Linked DNA regions of Homo sapiens: all the other regions are linked to region 1. The links are chromatin loops, found by intact Hi-C in ENCODE. Cell type or tissue: PC-3. All regions are shown on one strand. Each heading gives the region's core, and the rest is flanking DNA. Links, peaks and the distances in the headings are about the cores only.

Region 1 (8,180 bases), core at 33-5,032:
ACTCTTTCCACAATGTGTTTGGTTTTGATGTTGTTTTGTTTTGTGTTGTGTTGTTTTGTTTTGTTTTGAGACGGAGTTTCCCTCTTGTAGCCCAGACTGGAGTGCAATGACGCAATCTCAGCTCACTGTAACCTCCACCTCCCGGGTTCACATGATTCTCCTGCCTCAGCCTCCCACGTAGCTGGGATTACAGGTGCTTGCCACCATGCCCAGCTAATTTTTTGTATTTTTAGTAGAGACGGGGTTTCACTAGGTTGGACAGGCTGGTCATGAACTCCTGGCCTCAGGTGATCCACCTGCCTTGGCCTCCCAAAGTGCTGGGATTACAGGCGTGAGCCACCGTGCCTGGCCAATGTGTTTGTTTTTAAAATATCTGTTTTTATTAGATTGTGAAGACTAAAAGGGCTAAAGTTTGCTTGAGAAGAGAGTATCCGTTTTAGCTTCTAAAATATACACTTGGGGAAACAGAGAGATTAGGATCAGAAATTAGTGTGGGAGCAAAAGCATCCCCGATTTCTTGCCCCCAAAATCTCCTCCCTCCAGTTTTTCTGGACACGGCTATATTAATATTAGTCTGTCTCTGCTCCTATGACTGCCATGTTCAAAAAACCCCTTGTGGCTTCTCATTTCCCATCAAATAATTAACAAAATACATTTTGCCTGACATTCAAGATTGCCACCTGCTGAACATCTGTACTATTCCCGGTCTTGCATTTTGCGGTCACAACAAAAGAAAAGTCAGTCTTGGATTCCTTGTTTTTCCTCATCCATTCTCACCCTCACATCTTTTCCCATGTCATTTCTTTTGCCTGGAATTCTCACGATTGTGTACAGTTGAAATGCAATTCTATTTCCATCTGCATTTCTCTTATTTGCTTATTACCACTTTTATTAGTATAATAGCTACTTACACATATGTCCTGCTTCCTTGACAACACTATAAATACATTAATTTGTTATTATTTATTTACTTATTCATTCATTCCCAAGATATCTTGTACCCATGTGCCAGGCTTTGTGCTAGGTCCTGGGGACATCAAAGCTGACCCTGTCTTGTCCACATGCAGCTTAAAAGTCCAATGGGAAGAAACAGATGTAAACAAGAAAACAAACAAATGAATAGGTACCAATTATAATAAGTCCTGCATGGAAAGCAAACTGAAGGCCATGTGGAGATCGCGTCAGAGGGGGAAATAGCTGAAAACGGGGAATGTCTTGTGAATATTTATGACCCCTCTTCCCCCAAGGAGGTTCACACAGAGCCTTCCAAGGAAGGGTCTCACCAAACATTTGCTGACTGACATGTTAACATGCAACAAAATAAAAATACTTAGAAATTCAGTCTCCTGTTTGGAAAACTAGACAGTCATGGCAAGAAGACAGTAAATGCAGTGGTTCTTCTGTGTGAAGTGGCTTATTCATCACCTTGGAATTCTGTTAAAGTGATGATGCCTGGGCTGAGATCCCGAAGACTCTAGATCAGTAGGTGTGACACAGGGCACAAGAATCTGCCTTTTGTCAAACTCCTGGGTGATTCTGGGGCAGCTGGTTGAAAGACCATATCTGGCAAAACACTGTGTTAGTTCCTGCTGTATCCAGGTGCTAACACCAGGCAGCAGAGCAGAGAGGCTGAGAGCAAAGATTCTGCAGCCAGACTGCCTAGGTCCCAGCTCTGTGAAACTGGGGGAGCTTGTGGGGATTTGCTGAGGCACCTGTGCTTTGGTGACCTTGTCTGTTAAAAGAGCTAATGTGTGTGAGCCAATACAAGGGCAAGAGCACACTCCCTACCTTGCCTCATTTCTTAGCACCTACCTTTTTCCAGCTATTTTCAGATGACACCCGTCACCAACCAGAACACATCTCTCCTATAAGTTATTATTAAGGAGACCGAGGATAGAAAAGCAATATGATGTCACTGTGGATTCATAGTCTTAGAGATAGGGTTCTTCCTCTGTCTGCTCAATTATTCTGTTTTGCATTAGCCTTTGGGACCCTTCTAATAGTGGAACAGAAAGGATCAGAGTGATTCATATTTACAACCATGCACAAAAATAAGGAGGAAGAGGAGAAAGTACAGAATAGACAAAAGTAAATTTATGTAGATGATTAAGGAATAGAAAAGATGATTCGAGGCAGTCTTGTGGTTATTTGGGCAGACTTGCAGGCACGAGAGAAAATGTATCAGAGGTGGTCTGGGCACAGTGGCTCACCCTTGTATTCCCATCACTTTGGGAGGCCGAGGTGGGTGGATCACCTGAGGTCAGGAGTTTGAGACCTGCTTGGCCAACATGGTGAAATCCCATCTCTACTAAAAATACAAAAAATTAGCTGGGCACGGTGGCAGGCTCCTGTATTCCCAGCTACTCGGGAGGCTGAGGTAGGAGAATGGCTTGAACCTGGGAGGTGGAGGTTGCAGTGAGTCGAGATCGCACCATTGCACTCCAGCCTGGGCAACAAGAGTGAAACTCGTCTCAAAAATAAATAAATAAATAAAAATTTAAAAAAAAAGGAAAGAAAATATATCAGAGGTGCAGAGGTGAAATGGTTTCAGTTGATGTGTTTTTGGTTTTTGTGTTTGAATTTATTTGTGGGGTGTGTTATCTCTTGGAAGCCTGGGGACAGAGCACAGGTTACTTTGTGCGCTCTCCACCAGCTACAGAGAAGGAGCAAGTGATCTGAGCGGACAGCGGCTTTGCCCAAGCACAGACTCATTTCCTGGTTCCCGGACTCTGCTATCGGACTCGAGCTGCAGGAAATGCTTCCCTAATCAGCAAGGGCTTTTCTTGTGTCTATCAGGACAGCAAACAAGCCCCAGGAGATCCAGAGGCTGGGTTCACCTCAGATACTTACTTGAATCTTATCCAAGCCTCCGGAATTTCAGTCAGCAAATTTTCACTGGCATCTGGATAAGAATGGCATCTCTAACGAGATTTGTAGTACTTCCTGCCTTTCTTTAAGTAAAAAATGTCAGGCATTAGGACAAGAAAAACTCTGACAGGGAATTTAAAAAATAGGGGAAAGATATTCCCTCCCCACTGTTTATTTGAAAGAAAGGGATGATACTCAGTGTTGATTGAGATATATTGGGGAATAATCCAGAAAACAGTGGTGTGAGTGTGTAATTGCAATCCACTCTATTTTGGAAAATATGCCATTAAAATGAAAAAACAACCTACAAAATATTTACACTTTTAAAATAAGTTTTCTTTTATGTGAGGGTTTTGAAAAGTCTGTATCTTTTTATTTTATTTTATTTTATTTTATTTATTATTATTATTTTTTTTGAGACAAAGTCTCACTCTGTCGCCCGGGCTGGAGTGCAGTGGCACTAGGACTTAAGTGATTCTCGTGCCTCAGCCTCCTGAGTAGCTGGGGCTACAGGCATGTGCCACCAAGCCTGGCTAATTTTTTGTATTTTAGTAGACACAGGGTTTCACCATGTTGCCCAGGATGGTTTTGAACTCCTGAGCTCAGCTGATCTACCAGCCTCAGCCTACCAAAGTGCTGGGATTACAGGCGTGAGCCACCATGCTCGGCCAGTCAGTATCATTTTTTAAAAATGTAGAACCTGGTTTGATGACTCTAATTAAATTGTCTGCCAATTACTGAAGAGCTACTACATACTAGTTTCTGGGCTTTAGTTCTAAAGCCCACAGCAACCTCATGAATAAATATTATTAGCCCCACTGTATAGATGAGATAACAGACTAGGAGGGAGAAGTTAGGAAACTTGCTTAATGCCTCCTGTTTAGAAAACAGCTGAACTGGAATTCAGCCCTGTCTTCCATTTCACCCTGCCTGTGTCTCACGCACAGAACACCCGGGGATCCGCTGGTTCCCAAAGCACTGATGAGAACCCTTAATTTTGTCAACATTTCCTGGCTCCAGTAAATGTGTTCCAGATTGGTGGTGATCTGATTTCATATTATCTGCCAGGTGAAATGTTTCTGCCTGGCAACACGTTTGCACACTACCCACAGCTGTTTTATCGTCTTCCCTTCTGTTTCTACCCCGAAAAATGTTGGGACGCTCTATGGAGTCTCTGAGTCCTGAATCAGATTTGTGGCTCCGTATGTGCAGGATGAGGATTTACAGAACTGAAATAAGATATAGGAAGTGAAATTTGGCTTGTTTCCCCGATGGTTTTTACCAGTTTCCTTTGGTACTGCCTGAAAAACACATTGGACCTCAATTAAAAAAAAAAAAAGAAAGTAAAAAAAACAGTGTAATATTGGACATTTGTGTATCTTCTATTACATCTAAGTTCAAAAGTTGGTATATAACCATTTCAGACAATATATGCAGAAAAGTTACGCCTTGAGCATGTGAGGCTGGGCGCAGTGGCTCACGCCTGTAACCCCAGAGCCTTGGGAGGCTGAGGTGGGAGGATTGTTAGAGTTCAGGAGTTCGAGATCAGCCTGGGCACTACAGTAAGACCCCAACTGTACAAAAAAAATTTCTGGTTTGAGTTGGTGTCTGGAAACAAAACAAACAACAAAAATTTAGCATGTGGAATTGTTGCTTTGTGCAGCAATACTAAAATATTTTGGTCTGCTCTTTTATAAAATTACAAAAGCATATTAGAGAAAATTATTTGTGGACAACACCCATCTGCTTTAAGAGATATATTTTAACCCAAGATTTGAATTTTGCTTCTAAGTCACACCTTTGCCAACCTTAATATGAAGCTATTGATAATAATAATAATAATGGTAATAATAACAGTAGTAACTTATATTTATGGGGCATATACCATATGTCAGGCCTTGTTTTAAAAAGTATTAACTAATTCAGTTCTTCAAGACAAGTTTATAAGTACTTAGAGCTGGTAAAAGATGTCAAAAGGTAATTCTCTTAAAGAGCTATTATCATTTCTCATGATGCCAAACATAGTAATTTAGTTACGCAGTCTCAATATCTACTTCAGTTCTTCTTTAATCAGCGAATTATTTATAATTTTTAAAACTTAAATACACTTATTTTCGTAATTAAGTTTTTTAAAATCCCTGAGTAAATTGGTTTTGGGAATAGCTAGTATTAAAATGCTACTTTTAGGAGCATGTCCTGTAGAATACGTCTGTGCAAGTAGAAAGATAATTATATTTAAGTTAGTACAACTTTAAAGAATTTGTGAAAATTCTTTTAAAGAATTTTTTTGAAGGTTGTTGAGTACAGTGGTGTGTACCCTGTAGTCCCAGCTATTTAGGAGACTGAGGTAGGAGGAACGCTTGGACCCAGGAGTTGGAGAGCAACCTGAGCACCATAGTGAGACTCCATCTCTAAAAAATAAAAATAAATTTAAAAAATGTTTTTAAAAGCCAAAGGATAGTTTTTATTTTAATTAATTGCTTTTGATCAATTAAAATAACTCAGAACAGAGAATTCTCATTGATGGTTTCAAAAAAGATAGAGGTGGCAGGGTATGGTGGCTCACGCCTGTAATCCCAGCATATTGGGAGTCTGAGGTGGGCGGATCACCTGAGGTCAGGAGTTTGAGACCAGCCTGGCCAACATAGTGAAATGTCATCCCTCCTAAAAATACAAAAAAAAAAAATTAGCCAGGCGTGGTGGCGGTCACCTGTAATCCCAGCTACTCGAGAGGCTGAGGCAGGAGAATCGCTTGAACCCGAGAGGAGGAGGTTGCAGTGAGTGGAGATTGAGCCACTGAACTCCAGCCTGGGCGACAGTGCAAGACTCCAACTCAAAAAAAAAAAAAAAAAAGAGCGGTAATAATAGGTTAGAGTGTTTACCGCTGAAGAGCTGAGGTCCGTGTTGTTTCTGGTTTTATGACTTCCACATCAGTCCTAGAACAGAATTGGAAACATTGTATTTTTGATTTCTTCACTGCTTAAGCAAAGCATCCTTGGTGTTAGCATAAGCACTTAGTGATTAGTATTTAATCATCATGTTAACGAAGAAGAGAAATTGACTTTAAAAAATGATAAAATAAAATTCTTAGAATAAGGTTTGAAATATGCAGTGGAGGTAACACCTATTCATATTCACACAAGAAGACTTTACACTATCCTTGAGAAAGTAGATAATAGTCAAGATGATGGGGTTTGAAGCCTCATTAGATCTGGGTTGGAACTTTAAAAATCTTACCAGATTACCTATGCTGCCTCTGCCTCCGTTTCCCCACCTATCAGTGAAGGTAATAATTTTACTTGCCTTAGGTTGTCAGGAGAATCAAAGGAGACATGGTAGGCATGATTATTGTTACTTCCCTCAGTGACATTTTGATTCAAGCACTTAGTTCTGAATTTAATTTCAACTGTTTTCTGAATGCCAAGTTCTTGTTTGTTTGTTTTGCTTTCTTTAAAAATATAGGATTAACCAGTTCCTTGACCTCAGGACTCTGGATTGGACTTAACAGTCTGAGCTTCAACAGCGGTTGGCAGTGGAGTGACCGCAGTCCTTTCCGATATTTGAACTGGTTACCAGGTAGGGTTAAGCCTGTTTGTGTCGAATTAATCCAAATTTAAGTCATCTAGACGCCCCGAAGACGTTTATTATCTCACCTGTTGATCTCAAAGAGAAGAATTGGGAGACTTCATCAAATACAGTTCATTTCACCTTGTTTTGAAATCTATGCTAGATTTCCATTTACTGAATTGTAAGGTTATACCAGCTTCCTGGGATAGGGATTTGTCTGCCAGGATTCTCACACAAAACAATAAAGGTCTCTGTTTAAAGTTTCAGTTCTCAGAGTATCCCTGATGTGTTGGGTACTATATTCAAAAGCAGATGTTGTGGCTACTCTTAAACATGATTTACTAAATATGCTACTTGCATTGTTACTATATACTTGCTGTTGCATTGACTTTGTCAACATCCTTGAGAGGATTAGCCAACATCTCTTTGTAAAGTTTGACAAGTGGATTGAAATTATTTTGGGTTGGAGAGATTTTTTATGACTGTACCTTGAGTCATGAGGTATTTGCAATATTGCTGTCCTTGTGACAGTGATTTTAACATCTACATTAACACCCACTTTTCCTGTTTTTGATTTAATAACATCGGCTTAAAAATACTATCTCAGTTACAGCTTATGATATTCCATACTAGCATAAAAATTCATTAGAGGTTTCTCAACAGTAGTTTATAGAAAAACAGAGTTGGGGATGATAAAACCTACAACAGCTTTCTAATTTTTTTAGAGGATAGAAAATGCTGTGAACTAATTATTTCTACATTGTCATAACATGAAAGTAACAGAATATAAAATAAGTTTACATATTGAGCAACTATTTAGAGAAAACAAAAAAATGATATAAAGTTTTTCTTATTCACCAGTACCAACTGGCGTTAGTAGCCACTTGAGGCCTTCTATTGGGTATAAATTCAATCCCCACCCCTCAATCCCACCCCAGTGCCATTTTTTTTTTTTTTTTTTAGGAAAGAGTGCAATTAATGATTAGTGACGTCTGCCGTGGGTGTGGGAAAGGAGAGAAGTATCATATTGGTCACATCTTATCAAATCTCCTATGGGCCATACCATTATAATACGGTGTTCTTCAGACAGTCAGACTTCTCTTTTAAAGCCATTGAGTGGTTTTCGCATTTGGCTTAGAAAACTAAACTCTCCATTTTTGTTTGTTTGTTTGTTTTTGTTTTTGAGACAGGGTCTCACTCTGTTGCCCAGGCTGGAGTGCAGTGGCGCAGTCTCAGCTCACTGCAACCTCAGCCTTCCTGGCTCAAGTCATTCTTGTGCCTCAGCCTCCTAAGAGGCTGGGATTACAAGCATGCACCACCATGCCTGGCTAATTTTTTAATTTTTTGTAGTGATGGGATTTCCCCACATTGGCCAGGCCAGTCTCGAACTTCTGAACTCAAGTGATGTGGCCTGCCTCAACCTCCCAGAGTGCTGGGATTACAGGCGTGAGCCACTGCGCCTGGCGAAAATCTCCATTTTCTATATTGGTTTATTGTATTAAAAGAAGAAAAACTTCAATAAAATAATATTTCAAATAGATGCTAAAACACGAGAAAATTTTTAGAGAATATATTTTGGCTTAAATAAATTAGATTTTACTCTGAAATTCCAGTTTCAAAGCGTTACTTCAACATATGATGGTTACAGTGCTGTCACTCAAGTCTTGAGCCAATAATCAGTTCTATTTTTTTCTGGAACATGGAAGGTAAAAATTTCTGGAATATGGGAAGACTTACTGCAAGGG
Region 2 (8,180 bases), core at 1,180-6,179, 94 kb before region 1:
TTATTGTTATTACAGAGGAGGGTCATATAGATTAATTTAAATACCTTAAGTCAGATCATACATAAATGTTGAAAATAGAAGTCATACCTGGGCCACTACCTCTTTGGTGGTGATTTAAACCATTACATTTTGTTTACTTCTGTACTTACGATGATGACTAGGTGTTTACATTAAATTGGCTTATCCATGCTTAAATAATATAGGAACAAAAAATATACTCAAATGGCAAGATACAGTTTTAAAAAATATACATGCAAACAGTTTAAAAGTGTAACTAATTGTTGGTATGTATGATGTTTTCATTTAATTCCCATTGTTTCATTTTAACAATGATATAAAGGTCAAAATAGAATTTAGCAGATGTTTAACCACTAGAAGGATCTAACATTGAGTAAGTGGACAGAAAACAGTTAACTGAGCAGGCTGGACTGCTGTCTTTTGAAAGGCCTGTTTACAAAGTTGGCCCTTGGCTGGCGTCTGGGAACTTAAATTTCGGGAGGGTTCCCACAATTCCCAGAATTGATAAGAGTGGCTCACTGTGCCTAAATGATTTGCGTCAATGATGTGGTTTATGCTGAACACCTGCTTGCCTTCTGGGAGTCTGGAAGTTTGGTGGGTTCCAGGCAGAATGTGCCTTGGCGACCAGCGCCCCGTAAAAACCATGGGCACCGAGTCACTGAGGAGCTTTCCTGGTGGCAACATTTCATGTGTTGTCATGGCCCATTGCTGCGGGAACTCAACAGGTCCTGTTTGACTCAACTGGGAGAGGACTTGTGCAAACTGGTACCCTGTTTCCCATGGACTTCATCACCTGTGCCATTTCCCTTTGCTGATTTTCCTTCAAGTTCTTTCAGTGTAAAAAATCATAGCCCTGAGTACAATCATATCTGACTCCTGTGATTCCTACACATTTATTGAAACGGGTGGTGGTCTTGGGATTCCCCCAACACAAGATACTGTCACCACCTTTAAGGAAGTAAAATGAATAAGAGAAATATGCATGTGAAACTATAGCACAAGGTTAGAATGTAAGTATGATAAGAAGAAATAGGGACCAATACTGCTTGCAGCTGGGTAATTAGATCTGGTCTTTGGTTATCTCAGTGTTTTGTAGCAAATTTAGTGTATTTCCATTAGGACCTTTGAAAGAATCCAGCTAGACTAGTGTTGAATGAAATTTATGGGAGGCCATTATTTTGATCTAGGCTCCCAGCAGATCAGACTAAACCCAAATGCAGTCACCAGTTGAAAGTTGAAAGTGCCATGTCATCAAATTGAACTTTGAGAAGTTTTCCAAACACCTGGAGATTTATAGCAGCCAATCAGAAGGGGCCCAGTGTACCTGAGCCAACATGCTAAGGAGGCCCCCTCTGATGTAAACTTATAAAGTAATTATTAAAAGACCATATCTGCTATTCGTTTCTTATTTCTGCTCTCTTCAGCCCTTTTCTGTCTATACAGCCAGTCTCTTCTGCTCTACTCGTCAAGGTTTTTATACTATTTTATAGAATGAGATGCTGTCCTGATTCATGAATTGCAATAAATGTCTGCTCAATTTTTAAATGAATTTTATTGTAATTTATTTTTTTTTGAGACGGGATCTCACTCTATTGCCCAGACTGGAATACAGTGGCATGATCATAGTTCACTGCAGCCTTGACCTCCTGGGCTTAATCAATCCTCCCACCTCAGCATCCTGAGTAGCTGGGCTACAGGCGTGTACCACCACGTGTGGCCAGTTTTTGATATTCTGTGGAGATGGAGTCTCACCATGTTGCCCAGGCTGGTCTTGAACTCGTGTGCTCAACCTGGAGGTTCAGGTAAAATTTCCTGAATAACAACTGGCCCATTCTCTGTGCTTAAACTATTAAAAAACAAACAAACAAACAAACAAAATTAGACTCATGCCTATAGTCCTAGCATTTTGGGAGGTTGAGGTGGGAGCATCACTTGAAGATAGGAGTTTGAGACCAGCCTGGGCAATATGGCGAGACCCTGTATCTACTAAATAAAAATTAGGCAGGAGGTGGCTAAGGTGGTGATATGCACCACCTAAGTCCCAGTTACTTAAGAGGCTGAGGTGGGAGGATGACTTGAGCCCAGGATTTCAAGGCTGCAGTGAGCTAGGATTGCACTACTACACTCCAGCCTGGCAACAGAGTGAGACCTTGTCTCAAAAAAAAATTGGTGCCCAGTCACGGTGGCTCACATCTGTAATCCCAGCACTTAGGGAGGGTGAGGCAGGCAGATCACCTGAGGTCAAGAGTTCAAGACCAGACTGGCTAACATGGTGAGACCCTGTTTCTATTAAAAATACAAAAAAATTAGCCGGGCATGGTGGCGGGCGCCTGTAATCCCAGCTACTTGGGAGGCTGAGGCAGGAGAATTGCTTGAACCCAGGAGGCGGAGGTTGCAGTGAGCCCAGACCGTACCATTGCACTCTAGCCTGGGCAAGAAAAACGAAACTCCGTCTCAAGGAAAAAAAATTGGTAAAAATTCCTGCTGTCAAGAAACTTACATTTCAGTTTGAGGGAGACAGGCAAGTAACATAAAAGTAAAATATTATGTTAGATAGTGTTACATGATAAAAATGAGGCAGAAAGAGGGATAGGAAGCTGGGGGAGTTGATGAAATTTTAGATAAATTATCTCATGAGAAGATGTCACTTAAGACCTGAAGAACGGGAGGCGGTTGGCTTTTTGGATATCTCTGGGGAGTTTTCCAGGCCAAGAGAATAACAGGGCAAAGTCTAACAGAAGCCTTTATGCTTGGTGTGTTTGAAGAATATTGAGGAGGACAAGGAGAGAGGAAATTTAGTCAGAGAGAGAGGTGGTAGGGGAGAGATCGTGGAAGGCCTGGAAAATTATGGTGAAGCCTAGGGCTTTGATCTAAGTGGCTTTTGAGATGAGCTCTGACGTACCTCACTAAATATCAAACTAAATGAGCCAAATTTACATAGTTCAAGATGGCGTATGATCCTCCACAAGACTCACAACTTAATAGCCTAAATTTTAAAAAGGAATAATTAAGGTTGGAAGATTTCAAGCCTATAATATCTTTTAAAATATCAACTCAAGGCCAGGCACATTGGCTCACACCTGCAATCCCAGCACTTTGGGAGGCCGAGGCAGGCAGATCACTTGAGGTCAGGAGTTTGAGACCAGCCTGGCCAACATGGTGAAACCCCGTCTCTACTAAAAATACAAAATTAGTCGGGCATGGTGGTGCATGCCTATAATCCCAGCTATTCGGGAGGTTGAGGCAGGAGAATCGCTTGAACCCCGGAGTTAGAGGTTGCAGTCAGCCGAGATCGCGCCACCGCACTCCAGTCTGGACAACAGAGTGAAACCGTGTCCCAAAAAAATACATACGTATATGTGGGTATCAACTCAAAAATTGTGATGAAAACAGAACAAAACCAAACCTGCGCCACCCAGTGGAGTAAGGAAGCACTGCATACAGGCAGATCACTCAGAATTTTTTTTTTTTTTTTTTCTTGAGACGGATTTTTGCTCTTTTTGCCCAGGCTGGAGTGCAATGGCGCGATCTTGGCTCACCACTCCCGACCTCAGGTGATCCGCCCGCCTTGGCCTCCCAAAATGCTGGAATTACAGGCATGAGCCACCGCACCCGGCTAGAAATTTTAACTTTTATCTACAGTGATCACATTAACTGCACAATTATCATTTTTGCTTACTTTGTGAATATATGGTGGGCAGGACTACTAATAGTTATTTTAAGATATTTTAAGTTACGTACGGAAGAATTGGAGAGTTGCAAACTTATTAAGTCCTCAACAGTGAAGATGTGGGAAATTTAGTTTAAAGCATCCTTGTGAACTTTGGGATGAATTTATGCTAATTGATTAGGCCTGAACCTACATTTTTGTCTGTTTAAATTTGTTACTCTGGAATACCAAAAGGCTAACTTGTTTTAGTCCCTTGAAAAATAAAATTTGAGAATTGTTGCAAACAGTGAAGGGACTTCCTTTTTTCCTTTAATACAGTTTTTTAAAAATTTCTAGCTCATTTACACATTACCACACACACAATTTGTGTGATGACTACATAGTGGAGTCGGAAATTTTAATTCACTTTCTTTCCCTTTTAAGATCTGGGAAATTTTAATGGAATGACATTTTAAGGGAGCATAATTTTTTTTTTAAGTAAGGATTTCCTATACATTTTGTTAATTTCAAGAACAGAGTCGGCCAGGCGTGGTGGCTCACACCTGTAATCCCAGCACTTTGGGAGGCCCAGGAGGGCAGATCACAAGGTCAGGAGATCGAGACCATCCTGGCTAACACGGTGAAACCCCGTCTCTACTAAAAATACAAAAATTTAGCTGGGCTTGGTGGTGGGCACCTGTAGTCCCAGCTACTCAGGAGGCTGAGGCAGGAGAATGGCCTGAACCCAGGAAGCGGAGCTTGCAGTGAGCTGAGATTGCGCCACTGCACTCCAGCCTGGGTGACACAGCGAGACTCCGTCTCAAGAAACAAAAACAAAAACAAAAAAAAAAACAACAATAGAGTCACCAGTTATAAAAGGGCCACAAAAGTGAATACACTGTCACCTTTGCTTTTACAAAGTTGCTTATTTGATAGCCAAACAGATGAAATAATACTTTTTCCTATAGTATATATTTAGCATAATCTGGACTATGATAGCATGAAATTGGTCAAGGGGGCTTATATCAGATAGTAATATCATCTTACTAAATTCTCTTCAAGTGATTGATTGGTCATGCCTGCGTGCGATGATCAGCAACTCTGGAAATTTCAAATAATCAGTAAACCAGGCCCCGGAACCTACTTTCACTTCTTCCCTAGGCTCTATGTACATTCAGCTCCATCCCAAGAGCAGTTTCACTGCCACTAGCTCCTGTCTTTTTGCACATCATAAGATCACAGGAAACAAACCACGGATATGCCAGAACATTCCTGGCAGTTTGTACATTGTGTTTCACAGACCCTACACTGAAAACAATGAGCAAACCTTGAGATTACAAATGATCTTCCTAACAATTTTAGAGACTCGATTTTTGACTTCCTGCCTGCAGGAAGGAAATGACAGTTGGAAGTGTGGAGAACAGGTGTTCCCCTGCACAGAATGATATCTTCTGCTTACTAAAATAAAAAACACTGCATCAACACTCCTACATGGAAGTGAACTCTAACCACAAGGCTCAGTCTTTTCACCACGGATCCAGCTTCAGAAACCCAAATCTGTTTCCTACCAGGAAGCTGTTAAACCCAGCATTAAAGAGCAAAGTAAGGCGCAGAGTTCCTCGAATCAGTACTGGGTTAATCCAAGTAAAGAATCTGGGTGGTTTGAAAATGTCCCCTTCCATGTCTTTCCAGTTACCACAGTACAACTGCATGGCACACTTATCAGAGGACTTAGAAGGGCAGGAATCAGGATTGGAGTAAACGGGTCCCAGCTGAAGGGTAGGTAGGTGATCTTAAACCCTCTTTCATCTCCCGTTGTCTTTGTCTCCAAGTCAGGGGTCTGGGATTATTTCCTCCCAGTAGCTTAGTGTTGGCATAATAGCTTTCTTTTTCTTTGCCAAGGTCGCTAGTTGCTCTATCCCTCATGAAGGAACCTTCGCTGCTTCATAATCCTTTCTGTGAAACTCAGGCAAATGACACCTTAAAAGGGCTGAAGACTCTGACATAATTGAAGGCCATGCCTCGGGTCAGAGAAATACCAGACAGTCCTCTCCAGTCTCCTTCATTAATGGTGCAAACCCATTAGGGCGTGTGCATTTTCTGAGGGCCCACAGATTGGAGAAGGCTGGGGAAATATTGTAGCACTCCCATCTATGAAGCCGTGGTGAATGCTTGAAAAGGGTCATAGTCTTTTTCAACAGGCATCACGAGATTAATCAGTTCTGCAATCCACAGCGACTTTGTCTTTTCTCTTTTACCTTGAGACCCCAAGGAGCCATGCTGTGGAGAAAGAGATCTGGTAGCTTTATTTGGAGCCAAGCATTGCAAGGGTAAGGAGGAGCGAGCGAGGAAATTGAAGCCTGTAGACTGAGTGAGTAGATTGAATTGAGACTCATAGAACATGATTTCTCCTTCTGAAATGTCAGCGTGGGAGACAGCTCACTCTCCCTTGGAATAAAAAAAGAGTTAACCATGATCAAATCCCTTCACATTCCTTCTGCTGCCTACTTCTGTCTATTTTTTTTTCTCTGCCGTATTCTTATTTCTTTAATTTTTTTTTCTAATTTTTATTCCTAACTCACCACTTCTCTCTCTCTTTTTGAGTTGGAAGGAGGACGGGGTCTCTGTTGCCCAGGTTTGGAGTGCAGTGGCGCAATCATAGCTCAACCTCCTGGGCTCAAGCGATGCTTCCTCTTCAGTCTCCTGAGTAGCTGGGACTACAGGCACACACCTCCATGCCCAGATAATTTTTGTATTTTTCATAGAGATGGGGTTTTGCCATGTTGTCCAGGTTGGTCTTGAACTCCTGGGCTCAAGCAATCTGCCCACCTCAGCCTCCCAAAGTGCTGGGATTACAGGCATGAGCCACTATGCCTGGCCGTCTCCACTTCTCTTATACTTCTCTTGTGCATTCCTTTTTTCCAGGAATACATATTAAGGGACCGTTGTGTGCTTGGCACTGTGCTGAGAAATGAGGATGCACAGATGAAAAGCAGATGCTCTCTGCCTTCCAGGAGCTCACGGTTTTGTGAGGGACCCAGTGTGTAAATGAATGGTATAAGAACATTTTATCATTTGTGCTACCCTACAAGTATCCAAAAGATGTTTTGAGCCTGGGCACAGTGACTCACGCCTGTAATCCCAGCACTTTGGGAGGCTGAGGCGGGTGGATCACTTGAGGTCAGGAGCTCGAGACCAGCCTAGCCAACATGGCGAAACCCCATCTCTACTAAAATACAAAAATTAGCTGGGCATAGTGACTGATGCCTATAATCTCAGCTACTCTGGAGGCTGAGGCAGGAGAATCGCTTGAGCCTGGGAGGCGGAGGTTGCAGTGAGCCGAGATTGCGCCACTACACTTCAGCCCAGGTGACGGAGCAAGACTCTGTCTCAAAAAAAAAAAAAAAAGGTGTTTTGAGAAAGGAGGGATGACTTAATTCCGCTTGGAAAAGCAGAGTAAGAAAAGGTTGCACAGAGGAGCAGGAGAGAAAACAAGGGTCTGTAGAAGGATGAAGCTTCCCTTTTCAGCCTTTTCCTATGAAAGCAGGAGAGGATGATCCAATTCCACCCAAAGGCCCAGCCAGAAAACAGTGGTTCAAACCTGTCTCCTGTCTTCTGCTTGCCTCTTGACTATTTCGCTGCTCTTAGGTACTACCGTTAAAAGGATAATTGAAGTGCAGTTTGATTATTTGGCTTCTATAAAGTAAGGGAAATCAAATTGGTGGAGGATAGATTTTAAAAAAAAGCACAAAATTGTTATTGAACTCCCTCCACCCCACTTCACCCATGCTCTAGGGACAGCCCTGTGAACAGTTTGACAAGTATCTTCCTGGATTTTAAAATTTACGTAGAAACCTACAACTACAATATTTGAAATCAAAAAGATTGTACCACTGATGTTGTTAGACATAGTATCTGTATCTTGCTTCTCTGTCCCACCCTCTTCCCTATCTTACTACATCATGAACATTCTTAGAACTATTTTTCCTTGAAAAAAATCATTATTATTTTTAGAGGCAGGGTTTCCCTCTGTTACCACAGGCTAGAATGTATTTGCTGTTCACAGGTGCAATCAAAGTGCACTGCAGCCTCGAACCCCTGGGCTCAAGCAATCCTCCCACCTCAGCCTCCCTAATAGCTGGGACTATAGGTGCATGCCACAATGCCTGGCTAAATTTTTAATTTTTTTTTTTTTTTTTTTGGTAAAGACAGGGTCTTGCCATGTTGCCCAGGCTTGTCTGAGACTCTTGGCCTCAAGCAATCCTCTCACCTTGGCCTCCCAAAATACTGGGATTGCAGTATTTCACTGCACCCAGCCAGAACAATTTTTCAAAGGAAATATTATTACACTATACAGAGAAAATTGCTGTAGCAATATACAGCTACCGCTTTGAGTCAACAGAAAGACTGATACAAAGCTTACCTCCTCTGAGAAGGCTTCTCTGATAAACTGTGAGTTTTTTCCATCCTTTCCCCTGTATTTTCTGGTAATTTTCCATGGGGTTTCTGAATG
Region 3 (8,180 bases), core at 1,640-6,639, 53 kb before region 1:
TGTAGGCAGAGTGACCCATCTTGGTGGGGTACACACTGGTTTGAGGCTCAACAGTAAAGAAGAGGACTTTCATCTCCTCTTCTTCACTGTCTTTTTTCTGCTCCCATTTAATTAATTAGTTAATTAATTAATTTTTTGAGACAGAGTCTTGATCCTCCTGCCTCAGCCTCCCAAGTAGCTGGGAATACAGGAGGGCACCACCATGCCTGGCTAATTTTTGTATTTTTAGTAGAGATGGGGTTTCACCCTGTTGGCCAGGCTGGTCTTGAACTCCTGACCTCAAGTGATCTGCTTGCCACAGCTTCCCAAAGCACTGGGTTTATAGGCATGAGCCACCGTGTCCACCTGCTGCTGCTGTTTTAAACCAGACCCACAGTGGGTCTCCTGTGCCCTTATTTGTTGGTCCAGACCCCTGACTACCTTGCTGCATCTGCTTTGCACTCAGCTTTTCACTCTCACGTGCAAACCCCTCAGCATGCTATTTTCTACCACTCCTGCTCGGCTCTGCTCTAAATGCTGTTGGTGCTGCTGTTGCTTGTGTCTGGGATATTGGTGGATGTTTTGCTGGTGCTTTAGACTGACTTCCTTTCTTCTGCTAGTGGGAATATTGGCTTCCTGCCACCGAGTTCTAGTTTTCTAAAGAGGTTTCAGGCAGAGCACTATAATAACTGTTTTTTTCTTGGAAACAACAGCCTTTTAGCCCTTAGAGTGTATATGTACCAACAAATTGGCTGGGCTTCAGTGATTTCAGGTAGTGGCCATTCTACTCCCCTGGAAACCACCATTTCCCCTCCCACTTATAGAACTCGTGGCTGAATGTGGCAGAGCCAGACTCCTTTGAGGCAGCTTTTCTCCATGGGGGTCTCATAGATCCTCAAATCAGGCTTAGCTATATTGCCTGAACCTCAATCCTTGCCATCGTTAGAGTCCTCTCCTTGTCACTACCTAGATTCCTTAACCCCCATCAAAACCAGTGGGTGCAAACAGACCTATGAAAGTGTCCATGATTAGAGAGAGAGTTTTCAGTCCTACCTTCAAGACTCATTTGAATAGGACTTGCAGCCCAGGCCAGACATGCTGTTACAAAGTGCTACAATAGATTTTAATAGCTAAAGTACTATGGTGCCACAGATGAAGGAAAACTTCATTTTATCTAAGGTGATGAAGGTAAGAGAAGACTAAAGGGAAGATCTTGGGTTTGCAGGAGTTTGTAGGTAGACATGGTAAAGAAAGCTTTCTACATAGAAGAAAGGTTGGGCCTCCAAGAACTAAGGCGTGTATGTAGCAAATGGCCATGTTTGGGAAGTGAAAATGAAGCAGTGTTGTTGTCTGGGGTAGATACCCAAGGTTCGTCATCTTGTGCCAAGAAGATTAAGGACATGGACACACACAAGGAGTGAGTTTAGGAGCGGAGGTTTAATAGACAAAAGAAAGAAAGGAGAGCAGCTCTCTCTCTTTCGAGACAGAGGGGCTCCTAAATGGGAATTCCAGCCATGACAGAGTGCACCGGGTTTTATAGACAGGCTTTAGGAGGTGGTGTCTGATTTACATAGGGCTCAGAGATTGGTTGGACTGGGTGTGATGTTTACATAGCACCCAGAAAAGGCTGGTCACCCCACCGTAATCTTATTATGCAAATGGACTTTCCACTTGGCTGGTGCCATGTTGCCTGCTCCTCACTGTACATGCAGCTGGCAAAGAGAAGGGAAGATGGAGCCACCATTTTGACCATGCCTAGTCCCAGGTGGCCTTTTCCTATTGGCACAGCTGCCAGCATTCACCTGTACACGCTTCCAGCTTGCTTGTCTGTGTCTGCAGCTCGATTTTACAGGCTGCTGTTTGTTAGAAAATGATTTGGGAGTGCTTTTCATTAAAAGGAAAACCTTACCAAGGACTCCCGTACCCTCATATCTGCCTAAATAATTTCTTCTTAACTCCTATATCAAAATTAAGCTTGGTTGGATTTCACACCTTGAATCAACAAACCTGGTGCTGGGAGGCAAGTTTCCTTCTTAAAACTGACTACTGTTCATCAAATTGTCATTTCAGAAACCTACAATGTTACTTCAAGAGTGACTAAAAATTTGCATGCAGCCCGGCGTGGTGGCTCACGCCTGTAATCCCAGCACTTTGTGGGGCTGAGGTTGGGGGTGGGGGGGATCACCTGAGGTCAGGAGTTTGAGACCAGCCTGGCCAACATGGTGAAACCCCGTTTCTACTAAAAATATAAAAATTGGTTGGCCGTGGTGGCATGCGCCTGTAATACCAGCTACTGGGGAGGCTGAGGCAGAAGAATCGCTTGAACCCAGGAGGCGGAGATTGCAGTGAGCTGAGATGGTACCACTGCACTCCAGCCTGGGTGATAGAACATACCTCTGTCTCAAAAAAAAAAAAAAAAAAAAAGGAAAGAAAATTTGCATGCGTGTGTGTGTTGTATGTGTGTGTTTGGGAGAAGGGAGAGCTTCATCATGATCAACAATATTTTTGTGTGTTTAAGAGTTGATGTTTTATGTGAGATTTCATTTGGGGGAAAAAAAAGCTTCCTCTGCTAAATGTTTAAAAATCATTAACCTAGGGCTTCATTCAGCATTGTAACCGCACCTGTTTCTAGGACACTACCATTTCTATGAAGAGATAGATAGGTTGCCAACTCTCTCTCCAGGCCCAGCTCCCTGGCAATCATGACTGCACCACCTAGAGGCAAAGTGAGCCCCCATCTAAGGTCTTGTGACTACTGCTGCTGCTCTGGGCAGTTTCAGCTTTGTAGGCAGAGTGACCCGTCTTGGTGGGGTACAAACTGGCTTGAGGCTCAACACCTTTGAAAAACAGATAAACCTTTTAACATGCCATGTTGAATTTTTTCTTTCCAATGTTGCATTTTTCCAAAAGAACACATACTCATTTTAAAAAGTTATAAAATAGAGATAAACAAAAAAGAAAAGGTAAACCAACCATAACCCTACAAACTAGAAATTTGTTACTGGATAGCATCTTGATGTACATTCATGTGTTAAGAAAACCTATTCTGCAACTCTTCTTTTTTTCTTAATGTATGGTGGGCATCATTCTCATTATTACATCTTCTTTTTGTTTTATTTTGTTTCATTTTGAGACAGTCTCACTCTGTTGCTCAGGTTGGAGTGCAGTGGCATGATCTCTGCTCACTGCAATCTCTGGTCCTGGGCTTAAGCGATTCTCGTGCCTCAGCCTCCCGAGTAGCTGGGACTACAGCCGTGCACCACCACGTCCCTCTAATTTTTGTATTTTTAGTAGAGACGGGATTTCACCGTGTTGGCCAGGCTGGTCTTCAACTCCTGACCTCAAATGATCCACCCGCCTCACCTCCCAAAGTGCTGGGATTACAGGTGTGAGCCACCGCGCCAGGCCTCATTATTACATCTTCTACTGTGTAGAAGGTGTTATTGGTCAAATTATATTCCATTATGTTAATGAGCCATGATAATATATCTAGCAGATCCCCAGTTGTTGAACAACTAGATTTGTTCCAGTTTTTAACTATGATAAATCCTGCTGTTATGAGTCTCATTCAGAAGTAAAAGGGTTGAGAAGGACAAGGATATGGTTAGAATGCCTGAGGCGATGTGCTTGAGTTGGACAGGGCAGACAAGTCATGGTTAAAGCACGTGTCCATGTGTAGTGCAGGTGGGCTGTGTTTAAAGCGCCCTGTGCTCCGTGTGGGAGTCAGAAACCTCTCAGTGAGGTGACTGGCAAAACAGAAGCTGGGGATGGAGAGAGTTAACTGCCTCTGGATGGGAGCCGAATGATATCAGGATGATGATTGCAGAGTGTCCTCAGAAGGCCTGGAGCATCTGCTCATGCCCAGACTCCTCAGCAAGAACACTGCCAGAAGAAAGTGACTACTAGGGACTGGTTACACAGGCTGGGAATGTCGAGGGGCCCGTAATGGGATCGTATGTACTGTGCGGTGTGGCAAGAGGGGTTTGGCTGCATTAGGGAGAGCCGCATGGTCAGAGATGGCTGGCTAGAGGTGAGGTCAACAGGCTATTTGAGTGGAAAACCTCAGCTCCCTGCAAAGGAGGCGGTTTCCACTATCACATCAGCGAGAGGTGCCCGGTATGATGTTGGCAGGGTAAGGTTTTCAAATAAATCTGCTCCCAATGGCCCTCGTCCAATGCCTTCTGTGTGGTCTTTTAATATCAGAAACTTGAGTCAGTGCCTGCAGGCACCTCAGCAGCATAGATGGCTATTTCCTTAGGTCAAATGTTCAGATGCAGAACTTCCGGCTCACAGTCCGTGCAAGCTTTTAAGGTTTTTGATATGTGTAGTTAAATTGCTCCCTCTAAAGAACTTACCCTCTAAATAGCAACGTAAAGAAATACCTGTTTCTCCTTAACCTTACAACCTTGCAACACTGGAAATTTATTCCATTTCCTCTCTTGCAAAATAGTATCGTAGGCAAAATAGTAGTAGTTGTAGTTGTGTTTGCCCTCTTCTCATAGGCTTATTGGCCAGTTGTATTTTTCTTTTAAATCATATATTTAGGTCTTTGATCTGTTTTTATGTTGGTATGGCCATTTTTCTTTTATTTTCTTCTTCTACTTCCTTTTTTTTTCCTGCTGATTCATGAGTTCTATAAATAGTAAGGCTGTTAAGTTTTGCCTGTCATAGGTGTAGTGTATGTTTCAGGGTTCTCATTTGCCTTTTAATTTTACTATGGTGTTTTTCATATAGGGAATTTTAAATTTTGATGTCATCCAAGCTATTAGTATTTCTGTATGGTGTAGTTATGCTTAAAAAGTCTTTTTTTCACTACAAGTAAAAATTATTTACCAATTATTTTCCCGAAGCAGTTTACATTTAAATGTTTAATGAAGAAAAATTGAATTCTCTATAGGATACAAGTTGGTTAATTTATAAATAACCAATAAGTTAGACAAGATAGTCAACATGTTTATTTACCTGAGCTGGCAAAGTTTTTAGACTTCTGATTCTATTGTATTTCTTCTGGTGTTTCCAACATATAAAAAAGCACTTAATAGAGTGCTTTAAAAATATCAGTGCCAAGCACAGCTGCCCCAGATGAACTGAATCAGGATCTCTGGGGATGGGATTAGGCATATTTGGATTTTAAAAAAGGAAACCTCATTGAGTGACCCTGATTTATATCTCTAATTAAGAGCAGTGCTTCTCATCCTTGGCTGTACATTAAAATCAACTATGGAAATTTAAAAGTTTTGATGCCTAGGATGCTGCCTGGTTAATGAAATCATAATTTTTGGAGTGAGGCCCAGGCACTACTAATTTTTAAAATTAGTGATTCCCAGGTGATTCACAATTGGGAAAATAATAGGAGTGGATAGGGAGAAAGCAAGCAAGGGGAATTTACATCAGATAATGCCCCAATTTCTTCATGAAATAGGAAGCAAATTTTCTGCTGAGAACAATGGAGATGGATAGAGGGGAGAGGACCCAAAAGAATGGGGAAGCTCTGGGGTAACTGCTGTGGGGAATGGAGATGAAGTGGGCGAGGGATAGGGAGACAGATGGATGAGTAATGTTGAGTGTGCAGCAGAAATTGGAACCAGGAATTTGTTCTGGGGCCAATCCAGATAATGTGATTTTTTTCCTCACTGAGGCTCAGAAATCTGGGCCTTGCAGGTTGAAAAGATAGAAGCGTTAGGACTGACCCAGATTTGGGAGTTCGCAGAGCAGGAAGGAAGAAGGAAAAGGAACTGTTTCTTTCTGAGTTATTTCTTCTTGGTATTGACTTACCAGAATATAATTTCTGAAAATGAATGCCAACAGTAATTTTTATGGAAAGTCTAAGCTATTGCCATTGAATCGGGGGCCACTGGTTATCACAAATACAGGGACTCTTAGCCGTGGGTTTCCACCAGAGATCATCAACGTGTCTTCACTATACATATGCATGAGCTCTACCTAGCGATCAACAGACTGGAAGACAGAACCTGGCATCTGTAATTTTTTAAAGCTCCGCCATAGATTATGATGCCCACTCTGAGAACCTCTTACTATAGAAAGTGCTAGGAGCTGTCATAAATATCAAGTTAAAAGCAGAGAGGCCAATCCAAGCACAGGCCAATCCAAATTCTTAAAGGGAACTGGCTTTCCAAATTTCCTTGAAATGTAACTCATGACACTTTTACCAAATAGCATGTAAGAGATGTCATAGACATTAAAAGGAAACAAACAAACAAAAAAAGGATGTAGCTTTTTTTTTTAATAAAATGAATGGCATTTTGAGTTCCTCTTTAGTTCTTTTTAAGAAATAGCTTATTATACAAGATGAGCCCCTAGTGCGAGCTGAATTTCCATAATGTGTTGTTTTGCAATGTGCTCAGGGGTGACTATGAGGAACACTGTGTCCGGGGACCAACCGGGGGGGGATATTTCCTTTCCTACCCTCCCTTTGCTACTTAGAAGAAGGAAGTTTCAGGAAAGTATGTTAGTTCTAGGATTTTTTTTCCTCTTCTCAAGAAGTAAGTGGGCATCTACTAGACTGGGGTAAGAGAAGGGTAGGATTTCTGATTTATATCTTCTAATGAAGTGCCAGCTGTCTGGATTAGACCCATGAGATTGGGCCAAAAGCTATACTGGAGTGAGCCGGGTACCAACAGACATAGAATGTCAGGTGCTATCAAAATTTTCAGTGAAAGCTCCCTTTGATCTTGACAGCTTTATATGATTTTAATAATTTGGCATTAAATTGTTTGTTTTTCCTAAGTGGGCAAAAGAATTGTGAATAATTTTAGTATATTAAATGAGACACTTGCAAGTCGCAGAATACTTTGGAAACAAATATTTCAGGGAGACTGATAGGAATAAGGGAATAAAAGAATTCAGCATGTGTTACTTTATAATACCAAGCCTTGTGTTCCATATTATTATGGACCAGTTTGACATTAAAGGCATAGGTCACTGATTTTCAATATTTACATTTTCATATCTTAGGTCAAAGAGAGCTGATCACCTGCATAATGTGTGGATGTTCTTTTTCTCTTCTGTTTTTTGAGACAATGTCTCATTCTGTTGTCCATGCTGGAGGGCAGTGCCACGATCACAGTGCACTGCAGCCTCGACCTCCTGAGCTCAAGTGATCCTCCTGCCTCGGCTTCCCAAAGTGCTGAGATTACAAGCATGAGCCCCTGGCTCAGCTGATGTTCTTGATCATTTGTTGTTGATATTGTGTGTATACTAATAGTAAGGTCCTATCTAGAAGAACACCGCTTTTCTCATGTTCTGCTTCCACTTGCTATTTTGGGACCTTAAGTCCTTCTGTTTCTGGATGTGTGTGCATAGGTGGGGGGACTGGAGGGTTCTCAGGGCTTCTTCCTATGAGATCACAAACATGATCTTCTTGAAATTACACATCTGCCCTGATATGGTTTGGCTGTGTCGCCACCCAAATCTCAACTTGAATTGTATCTCCCAGAATTCTCACATGTTGTGGGAGGGTCCCAGGGGGAGGTAATTGAATCATAGGTAAACCTGACAGTAAATAAATACCTGTCTTTCCCATGCTATTCTCGTGATAGTGAATAAGCCTTATGAGATCTGATGGGTTTATCAGGGGTTTCCGCTTTTGCATCTTCTTCATTCTCTCTTGCTGCCGCCATGGAAGAAATGCCTTTCACCCTCTGCCATGATTGTGAGACCTCCCCAGCCATGTGGAACTGTAAGTCCAATTAAACCTCCTTTTCTTCCCAGTCTTGGGTAGGTCTTTATCAGCAGCATGAAAACGGACTAATACATGCCCTTTCTTCCCCCTGCCTGGTGACCCCTGACGCTACTGGTGCCTGGATGGTCTCTGGCATGCTTTGAAGCACTGCTGCTGCTGTTGGTGCCAACTGTCTGCCCAAGCACTGTGGACTGTGCCATGCCAGACAGCGCTGGCACCCTCTGTGGGGCCTGATGTCGCATTACATCCTCTCTTAGTGTTGAGCTAAGTCCCCTTAGTGTTGCCGGTCCCCAGCCTGTGCTGCCAGGTGCTCCCCATGTCTTCCAGGGTATGTTAGTGGAATCAATCGTCATGGCCTTGCTTAAGGGGCTCCCTCCAGGACTGGGCCATAGGGGCATCTGAGTGGTAGACTCTGTGCAGAGCTCCACATTTTTTACCCATTGACTCTACGGGAACCAGAGTCAATGGCTGGGCCGAGCTTTCATGCTTTGGCTTCCTT
Region 4 (8,180 bases), core at 2,162-7,161, 230 kb before region 1:
CCTCCTAACTAAAATTTTTATCCTTTGACCCCTTCTAACTTTCAGTCTTTTCCGTTTGTTCAGATCTACAGAACTGCATTTACTTTTTATGTCTGTTGCTGTAATACTCAATGCTAAATAAGATATAATTTTTTTTTTTTTCAGACGGAGTCTCGCTCTGTCGCCCAGGCTGGAGTGCAGTGGCACAATCTCAGCTCAATGCAACCTTTGCCTCTCGGGTTCAAGCGATTCTTCTGCCTCGGCCTCCTGAGTAGCTGGGATTCCAGGTGCTCGCCCCCACGCCTGGTTAATTTTTGTATTTTTAGTAGGAACAGGGTTTCACCATGTTGGCCAGGCTGGTCTCAAACTCCTGACCTCAGGTGATCCACCCGCCTTGGCCTCCCAAAGTGCTGGGATTACAGGTGTGGGCCACTGCGGCTGGCCAGAAATAATAAATTGTATACTGACAACTTCGATTACATAATCAAAGAGGACAACTTGGATTGAAAAGAAACTTCTATAGAAAAGAACATTTTCTGCAGGTTATTTGACAGAACCTGAATACTGATTTCAAAAACTGGAAAATATCAAAGGAGAATATATTACGGATCTAAGATGCCAATATTTGGGTTTGTTTGTGTATCAAAGTCATTCTGCTAAGGCACTAAGTCAATGCACAACATCTAAAACTCAAACCCAACTCCTTTTTGTCCAACACTTCCACCTCCTGAAATATACAAATGTTAATATTTTAGATTCCTATGAATGGAAAGCTTTCCTGCAGGCTCAAGTAGACAACATGTTTGTGTCACTTACTGGTTTTATACTGTGAGTAATGAGCCACACCATAAAGATTCTTGAACTCACTTGGACCCCAGTCACAATCACAGAAGTAGGTACAATTCCTTAAAAAGAAAAACAAGTGAACTATTGCCCTAAAGGCAATTTATAATAAAAGTATAAAATTGAAGCAAAAACTCACCAATTAAACAGTGAACTATCTGTAAGCAAATAGAAAAAAATCATTACGTCAATAATAGAAAACATTAAATAAACCACTGTCAACATTGGCATTCAGCAAATCCATAGGTGGTATGTAATCAGCAAAATCATATTGATTTTGCACAACAAAAAATGTTCACATAAATATTACAGCAATAGAAAAACAGCATGATGGAAAACTTACCTCAAGCAAGGCAAATGTCTGGAAAAATTTAAGTGTCTTCTGAATACTTTTATATAAACCTCTGTGTGTTCCTTTTTCCATATAAAAACGTACCATGGCAATAGCTAGAACCAACCACCTAAAAAAAAAAAGTATTTCATAAAGTTCTTTCGAACTTAATACCACTGATTTATACATTTGTGTTTACAGCAGCGTTATTCAAAATAGTGAAAAGGTAAAAGCAACCCAGGTGTCCATAAGTGAGTGAATGGATACTTGAAATGTGGTCTATACAGGCCTGGCACGGTGGCTCATGCCTGTAATCCCCGCACTTTGGGAGGCCAAGACGGGCGGATCACGAGGTCAGGAGATCGAGACCATCCTGGCTAACACGGTGAAACCCCGTCTCTACTAAAAATACAAAAAATTAGCCGGGTGTGGTGGCGGGCGCCTGAGTCCCAGCTACTCAGGAGGCTGAGGCAGGAGAATGGTGTGAACCTGGGAGGCGGAGCTTGCAGTGAGGCAAGATCACGCCACTGCACTCTAGCCTGGGCGACAGAGCTGTCCGTCTCAAAAAAAAAAAAAAAAAAAAGAAATGTGGTCTATACAGACAATAGAATATTAGCCTTAAAAAGAAAAAGAAATTCTGACATATCATGCAACACGGATAAACCTTGAAGACCTTATGCTATGTGAAATAAGCTAGGCACAAAAGGACTAATACTGTATGATCATTTTTTTCTTTAAAAAATTTCTTTTTTTGCATTATGTGTTGCTGTCATCTTTAACAAAGAACAATTATTGGCTGATTGATTGAGACAGGGTCTCGCTCTGTCACCCTGGCTGAAGGGCAGTGGCGCAGTCTTGCCTCACTGCTGCCTTGACGTCCAGGGCTCAAGCGATCCTCCCATCTCAGCCTTCCCCATAGCTGGGTCTACAGGTGTGCGCCATCATATCCAGCTAATTTTTGTATTTTTTGTAGATATGGGTTTTCGCCATGTTGCCCAGGCTGGTCTCAAACTCCTGAACTCAAGTGATCCATCCACCTCAGCCTCCCAAAGTGCTGGGATTACATGGAGTGAGCCACCATGCCCAGCCTGTATGATTTAATTTATATGAGGTATACACAGGGTAGTCAAATTCATAGAGACAGAAAGTAGGATAGTGGTGGCTAGGGGCTGGGGACAGATGGGGCAATGAGGAGTTAGCGTTCACTGGGTGCAGAGTTTCAGTTTTGCAAGATGAAAAGTTATGGAGACAGAAGGAAGTAATGGTTACACAAAAATGTGAATGTACTTAATGCCACTGAACTTACACTTTAAAAAGTTAAGATGGGCCGGGTGCAGTGGCTCACACCTGCAATCCCAGCACTTTGGGAGGCCGAGGCAGGTGGATCACCTGAGGCCAGAGGTTTGAGACCAGTCTGGCCAACATGGTGAAACCCTGTCTCTACTAAAAATACGAAAATTAGCCAAGCATGGTGGCGCACACCTGTAGTCCCAGCTACTCCGGAGGCTGAGGCAGGAGAATTGCTCCAACCTGGGAAGTGGAGGTTGCAGTGAGCCAAGATCACGCCACTGCATTCCAGCCTGGGTGACAGAGCAAGACTCCATCTCGGGAAAAAAAAAAAAAAAGTCATCAATTAATATTTACTTAATTTTCACTAAAAACAACAACAACAACAATTGCTGAGCCACAGATAGAAGATCAGCCATGGGCCTGCTTTCAAAAAGGTTGTTTAAAAAAAAAAAAACAAAAGAAGAGGCCAGGCATAGTGGCTCACCCCTGTAATCCCAACACCTTGGAAGGTTGAGGTGGGTGGATCACCTGAGGTCCGGAGTTTGAGACCAGCCTGGCCAACATAGCAAAACCCCATCTCTATTAAAAATACAAAACTTAGCCGGGTGTGCCGGTGGGCACCTATAGTGCCAGCTACTCGGGAGGCTGAGGCAGGAGAATTGTTTGAACCCATGAGGCGGAGGTTGCAGTGAGCTGAGATGGTGCCACTGCACTCCAGCCTGGGTGACAGAGTGAGACTCTGTCTCAAAAAAAAGAAAAGAAAAGAAAAAAACAGCCTGGGCAACATGGCAAGATCCCGTCTCTACAAAAAAAAAAAATTTTAGAGGCATGGCGGCACATGCCTGTGGTTCCAGCTACTTGGAAGGCTGAGGTGGGAGGATCACTTGAGCACAGAGGCGCTGGTTGCAGTAAGCTATGTTTGTGCCACTGCAGTCCAGGCTGTGCAACAAAGACCCTGTCTCAAAAAAAACAAGAGAGAGAGAAAGAAAAAAGAAAGAAAAAAATACTATATGCCCTCGCTTTTAAACTTACGTTTGCATATAAATATAGCTTATGTTCTGTGAATAATAATCGTGCTTTAAATATAAGCTAGAGTTGTGGAGACCAGCTTTCTCATACTACTTCTTACTCTTCCTAAAGTCACCAATAAGAAGTTTATTTTTTTCCAGTTTCCCCTGCAATTCCAAAAGCACGTTTAAGTTTAAGCAACTTACCTCATCTGTAACTTTTTAAAAGCTCTAATAACTCACCCAGGGAAATGAGGAGCTACCCTAGTCTTTTAGATAGTCTCCAAAGAGTCTAGTAAGTAGATTTATGAAATATAAAATTATCATGCAGTTTTAACTTTTTTAATCAAAGAACACTCATACAGTGGACAAATGGCTTGAAAAGATTCCTGCAAAGAATCTACTAACTGAATCTGATGAAAATGCATTCTCAAGAGAATAATAAGATGGCAGAATGACACTTCTATTCTTAGAACATAATAAGGTAAAAGCAATGACTTGTTTATCAGATTGGCAAGAAGTCAAGTAAATATCTGAAAGGACCACAAGGACCTTTGAAATGCAGACATATTCATGATAATAACAATGACAATAATAAGTGTATTGTCAGAGTGCTTTCTATGTCTTAGACACTGTTTTCAATTCATAACATATTAACCTCAAATCCTCACAATAACCCTATGAGGCGAGGGTCTTCTATTATCCTATTTCACTACTGAGGAAATAGGCAGAGAGGGTCACACAGCCACCACTAAGCTCGGAGTATATGCTCTTAAGCCACTATGCTGTGTCGGTCTGGCTCTAAGTATATACTGTGCCCTGAGATACCAGTTAATGATAGCAATTCATATTTACATTATAAATATATTTTTAAAGTTATATGGAGAGTCTATGCTCAAATATTTTAATTGATAGTAGCATGCTATCCAAAAAGTTTGAAGGCCACTCTTTTAGATGAGATAATCATCTTCCAGAACATTCAGTTACTTACCCTGAGTCTTAGAGTAAGTTCATGACTGAGTCTGTAATAGAACCTCTGCAGTCTCTAGACTCCCTAGTCCTGACCCCTTTCCACTCTACCCCAGCTTCACTGTGGCTACAACTGATGGATCCATCTCATGTGAGCGCCAACACTGAACTGGACTGATCCTACAGCACTCATCGGAATCATGCTTTAGGTACCTTCCACAACTAAAGTATTATGATTTCATTATCTTCAATTCAAAGTCCCCATATTTCTTCTACTAAGAAAACAAAAAGTTTATTAAGATATTTTCATTCACATTTTCCATACACTTGTCTTTTTTAGGTGAACCCAAATCAGATGTCCACAAAAGATAAGTTTGAGAGGCAGTTATTAACCTACCAATCAAAGGAGTCATTTGGATGGCAAGTTTTCTACATTTTTAAACAGCATTGTATAAAAATCCATGCATCGTTAACATTATAACAAGTTCTACTGTTGCTCCATAGGTGGCAGTATTGTACCACCTAGCATAGTATCATGATCGTGCCACTCACTAAACTGTGGGAAATAAAAGAAATTGACAGGCTCAGGGATTTGAAAGGACCCATCGAAACATCTATTCTAACCTCTTGTCTGTTTTTCCTAAGTAAGGCCAGGAGCCAATTGAATCAGGGTTCACTTCCTAAGCCCTCCATCAGAAAGGGTGACAGTCAAAGAAAGTCTCTTTAAGGGTCCTATATTGAACTAGTTTTGAACTTCCTTCATCTATCGGTTTAGTAACTATAATAAAACAAACAGAAAATATTTCAAAAGCAACTGGAATTTCTGCAATTAGGATTTTTTTTTTTAGACAGATTCTCGCTCTGTCCCGCAGGCTGGAGTGAGTGGTGTGCCCATGGCTCATGGCAGCCTTGGGTTCCCAGGCTTCAGCAATCTTCCCACCTCAGCCTCTCGAGTAGCTGGGACCACAGGGGTGTACCACCATACCTGGCTCATTATTGTTCTTGCTGTTGTGGGGTTTTTTTTAGTAGAGATGGGGTCTCCCTATGTTGCCCAGGCTAATCTTGAACTCCTGGGCTCAAGCCATCTGCCTGCCTCAGTCTCCCAAAGTAATGGGATTACCGGTGTGAGCCACTGCGCCTGGCCAGACTCTCTCTTTTGTGATGCTAGCAGTTACTGATGATCATTGGCTAGATCCATTATTTCAACAATCATTGAAAAACAATATTCTAGCTTGCTATTTCCTTTGTATACCTCCTTTAGCCATTTGGAGGCTTGGACCGAAGATAGTCTTCAACTTTCATATACTCCACACTTTGTCTCCTTTTTTTTTGAAATGGAGTCTTGCTCTGTCACCCAGTCTGGTGTGATTTCAGCTCACTGCAACCTCAACCTCCCAGGTTCCAGTGATTCTCGTGCCTTAGCCTCCCAAGTGGCTGGGATTACAGGTACCTGCCACCATACCCAGCTAATTTTTGTATTTTTAGTAGAGATGGGGTTTCAACATGTTGGCCAGGCTGGTCTCGAACTCCTGACCTCAAGCGATCTGCCTGCCTCAGCCTCCCAAAGTACTGGGGTTACAGACGTGAGCCGCCACGTCTGGCCCATACTTTCATATATTGTTCATTGACACCTCTAAACTGCCTTTTCTAGATAAAAGTTATACTTTTGTTTAGCAGCCAATATGTGAGTGCTTCAACTGATTGTACACCAGCACTCATGCCAATAACGAGTCAAGCTGAAAGATTCATAAAAGAAAAAACAAACGCTTGAGAAACTGAATTTCACTAAGATTAAGACACCTGCTCTTTGAAAGGCACTGTTAAGAGAATAAAAAATCAAGCCCAAACTGGAAGAAAATATTTGCAAATCACATATCTGGTAAAGCACTTGTGTCCAGATTGTATAAAGAACTTTCAAAACCCTATAATAGGAAATCAAACAGCCCATTAAAGAAAAAAAATGTGCAAAAGGTTTTTTTTTTTTTTTTTGAGACAGAGTCTTGCTCTGTCACCCAGGCTGAAGTGCAGTGGCGCGATCTCGGCTCACTGCAAGCTCCACCTCCGGGTTCATACCATTCTCCTGCCTCAGCCTCCGTAGTAGCTGAGACTATAGGCGCCCGCCACCACGCCCGGCTAATTTGTTGTATTTTTAATAGAAATGGGGTTTCACCGTGTTAGCCAGAATGGTCTCGATCTCCTGACCTCATGATCCACTCGCCTCGCCCTCCTAAAGTGCTGGGATTACAAGTGTGAGCCACCGTGCCCAGCTAAAAATGGGCAAAAGATTTGAACAGATACCCAAGAAGATATATGATTGGCAAGTGAAGCACATGAAAAGATACTCAGTATCGTTAGCTACTAGGGAAAACAAAATCAAAATCCCAATGAGATAACAGAATGTACTTCTCGGAATGTCTAAAATTACAATGACTGACCACACCAAGGGTTGGCAAGGATGTGCACCAATGGGAAGTCCCATTCATTGCGAGAGGGAAGATAAAAGGGTATAACCACTTTGGAAACCAGTTTGGCGGTTTCATAAGAAATTACGCTTTGGGAGGCCAAGGCGGTTGGATCATTTGAGGTCAGGAGTTTGAGACCAGGCTGGCCAACCTGGTGAAACCCCGTCTCTACTAAAAATAGAAAAAAAATTAGCCAGGCATGGTGGTGCACGCCTGGAGTCCCAGCCACACAGGAAGCTGAGGCAGGAGAATCGTTTGAATCCGCAGGCAGAGGTTGCAGTGAGCCGAGGATGCACCACTGCACTCCAGCGTAGGTGGCACAGTGAGACTCCATCTCAAAAAAAAAAAAAAAAAAGAACGAAAGAAATTAAACACTTAACTATCCTATGACCCAGCCCCTCCACTCCTAGGTATTTACCCAAGCAAAACAAAAGCATATGTTCGTACATAGACATGTACATGCATGCTTATAGCTTGATTTGTAATAGCAAAAACTGAAGAGAGCCCAAATGTCCATCAACAAATGGATGGATGAACAATTTGTGGTAGGTCCATTTGCGGATCTGTCCTCAGCAACAAAATAGATTCTACGCAGCAATAAAAGATATGGCTCTTACTTAACATTCTGGGAAATGAACCTTGGGTTTCTTGTTCTATTAAATCATACTAAGTATACTGTGAAAATATCTTACTTTCTCTTTCTGCAAGAAGTGCAATTTTAGGCCAGGCGCAGTGGCTCACACCTGTAATCCCAGGATTTTGGGAGGCCAAGGTGGGTGGATTGCTTGGGCCCAGGAGTTCAAGACCAGCCTGGGCAACATGGCAAGACCTTGTTTCTACAAAAAATTTAAAAATTAGCCAGGTGTGGTGGCACGTGACTGTAGTCCCAGCTACTCGGGAGGCTGAGGTGGGAGGATCACTTGAGCCTGGGAGGCTGAGCAGTGAGCTGAGCTGGTGCTACTGCACTCCAGAGCCAGACTCTGTCTCAAAAAAAAAAAAAAGTACAATTTTAAATAAACCACTAGGAATAAAAATGAACATTTGTAAACATCCACTGTGCATCAGGCATCCTGCTAAGAACTTCATATCCATTATCTCTTTATTCCTTTATAATCTAGCTAAGTAGTTGTGCTGTTCCAACTTTACAGATGAGAAAACTAAGAGTCAGAGAGGTTAAGTAGCTTATCTGAGGTTACCCAGCTACAAAGGAATGAGACACAACCTTTAAACAACACCTTTGTGTATTGTGTACAGACTAAAATCCAAACATGTTAGCAAAGCATCTGAGGCCCAGTGCAA

The links. Hi-C counts contacts between places; a loop is a spot of excess contacts. Peaks named below come from ENCODE experiments on the same cell type or tissue, not always from the same donor. Only the 100,000 strongest peaks of a DNase experiment are listed, where the experiment ranks them.
Region 2: a loop joins it to region 1, with 4 times the contacts of the local background. A loop is called at or near these places in 3 of 110 quality-filtered maps.
Region 3: a loop joins it to region 1, with 2.8 times the contacts of the local background. A loop is called at or near these places in 5 of 110 quality-filtered maps.
Region 4: it touches region 1 in a loop (5-fold over the local background); 12 of 110 quality-filtered maps call a loop at or near these places.

The regions. Positions count from the first base shown.
Region 1 is chr10:17,834,363-17,842,542 of GRCh38, forward strand. MRC1 (mannose receptor C-type 1) reads left to right here. Exons shown (of 30, transcript NM_002438.4): 5 at 6,331-6,444. Among named protein-coding and RNA genes, the nearest start is that of MIR511, 6.7 kb to the right of the region's middle. In PC-3, for the core only: a CTCF peak has its summit at 2,930; DNase peaks (open chromatin) are centred at 1,479 and 2,779; H3K4me3 peaks cover 562 bases; H3K27ac peaks cover 1,374 bases.
Region 2 is chr10:17,739,608-17,747,787 of GRCh38, forward strand. No RefSeq gene overlaps it. Among named protein-coding and RNA genes, the nearest start is that of TMEM236, 8.5 kb to the right of the region's middle. In PC-3, for the core only: a CTCF peak has its summit at 3,446 (motif pointing left); no DNase peak of the experiment used is centred there.
Region 3 is chr10:17,779,364-17,787,543 of GRCh38, forward strand. All of the region lies in intron 3 of TMEM236 (transmembrane protein 236), which reads left to right. Among named protein-coding and RNA genes, the nearest start is that of MRC1, 26 kb to the right of the region's middle. RefSeq lists an enhancer at 7,997-8,180. In PC-3, for the core only: no CTCF peak of the experiment used is centred there; DNase peaks (open chromatin) are centred at 3,738 and 4,168; H3K4me3 peaks cover 897 bases; H3K27ac peaks cover 2,620 bases.
Region 4 is chr10:17,602,765-17,610,944 of GRCh38, forward strand. HACD1 (3-hydroxyacyl-CoA dehydratase 1) reads right to left here. Exons shown (of 7, transcript NM_014241.4): 2 at 1,166-1,283; 3 at 962-980; 4 at 796-884. Among named protein-coding and RNA genes, the nearest start is that of HACD1, 11 kb to the right of the region's middle. In PC-3, for the core only: a CTCF peak has its summit at 4,934; no DNase peak of the experiment used is centred there.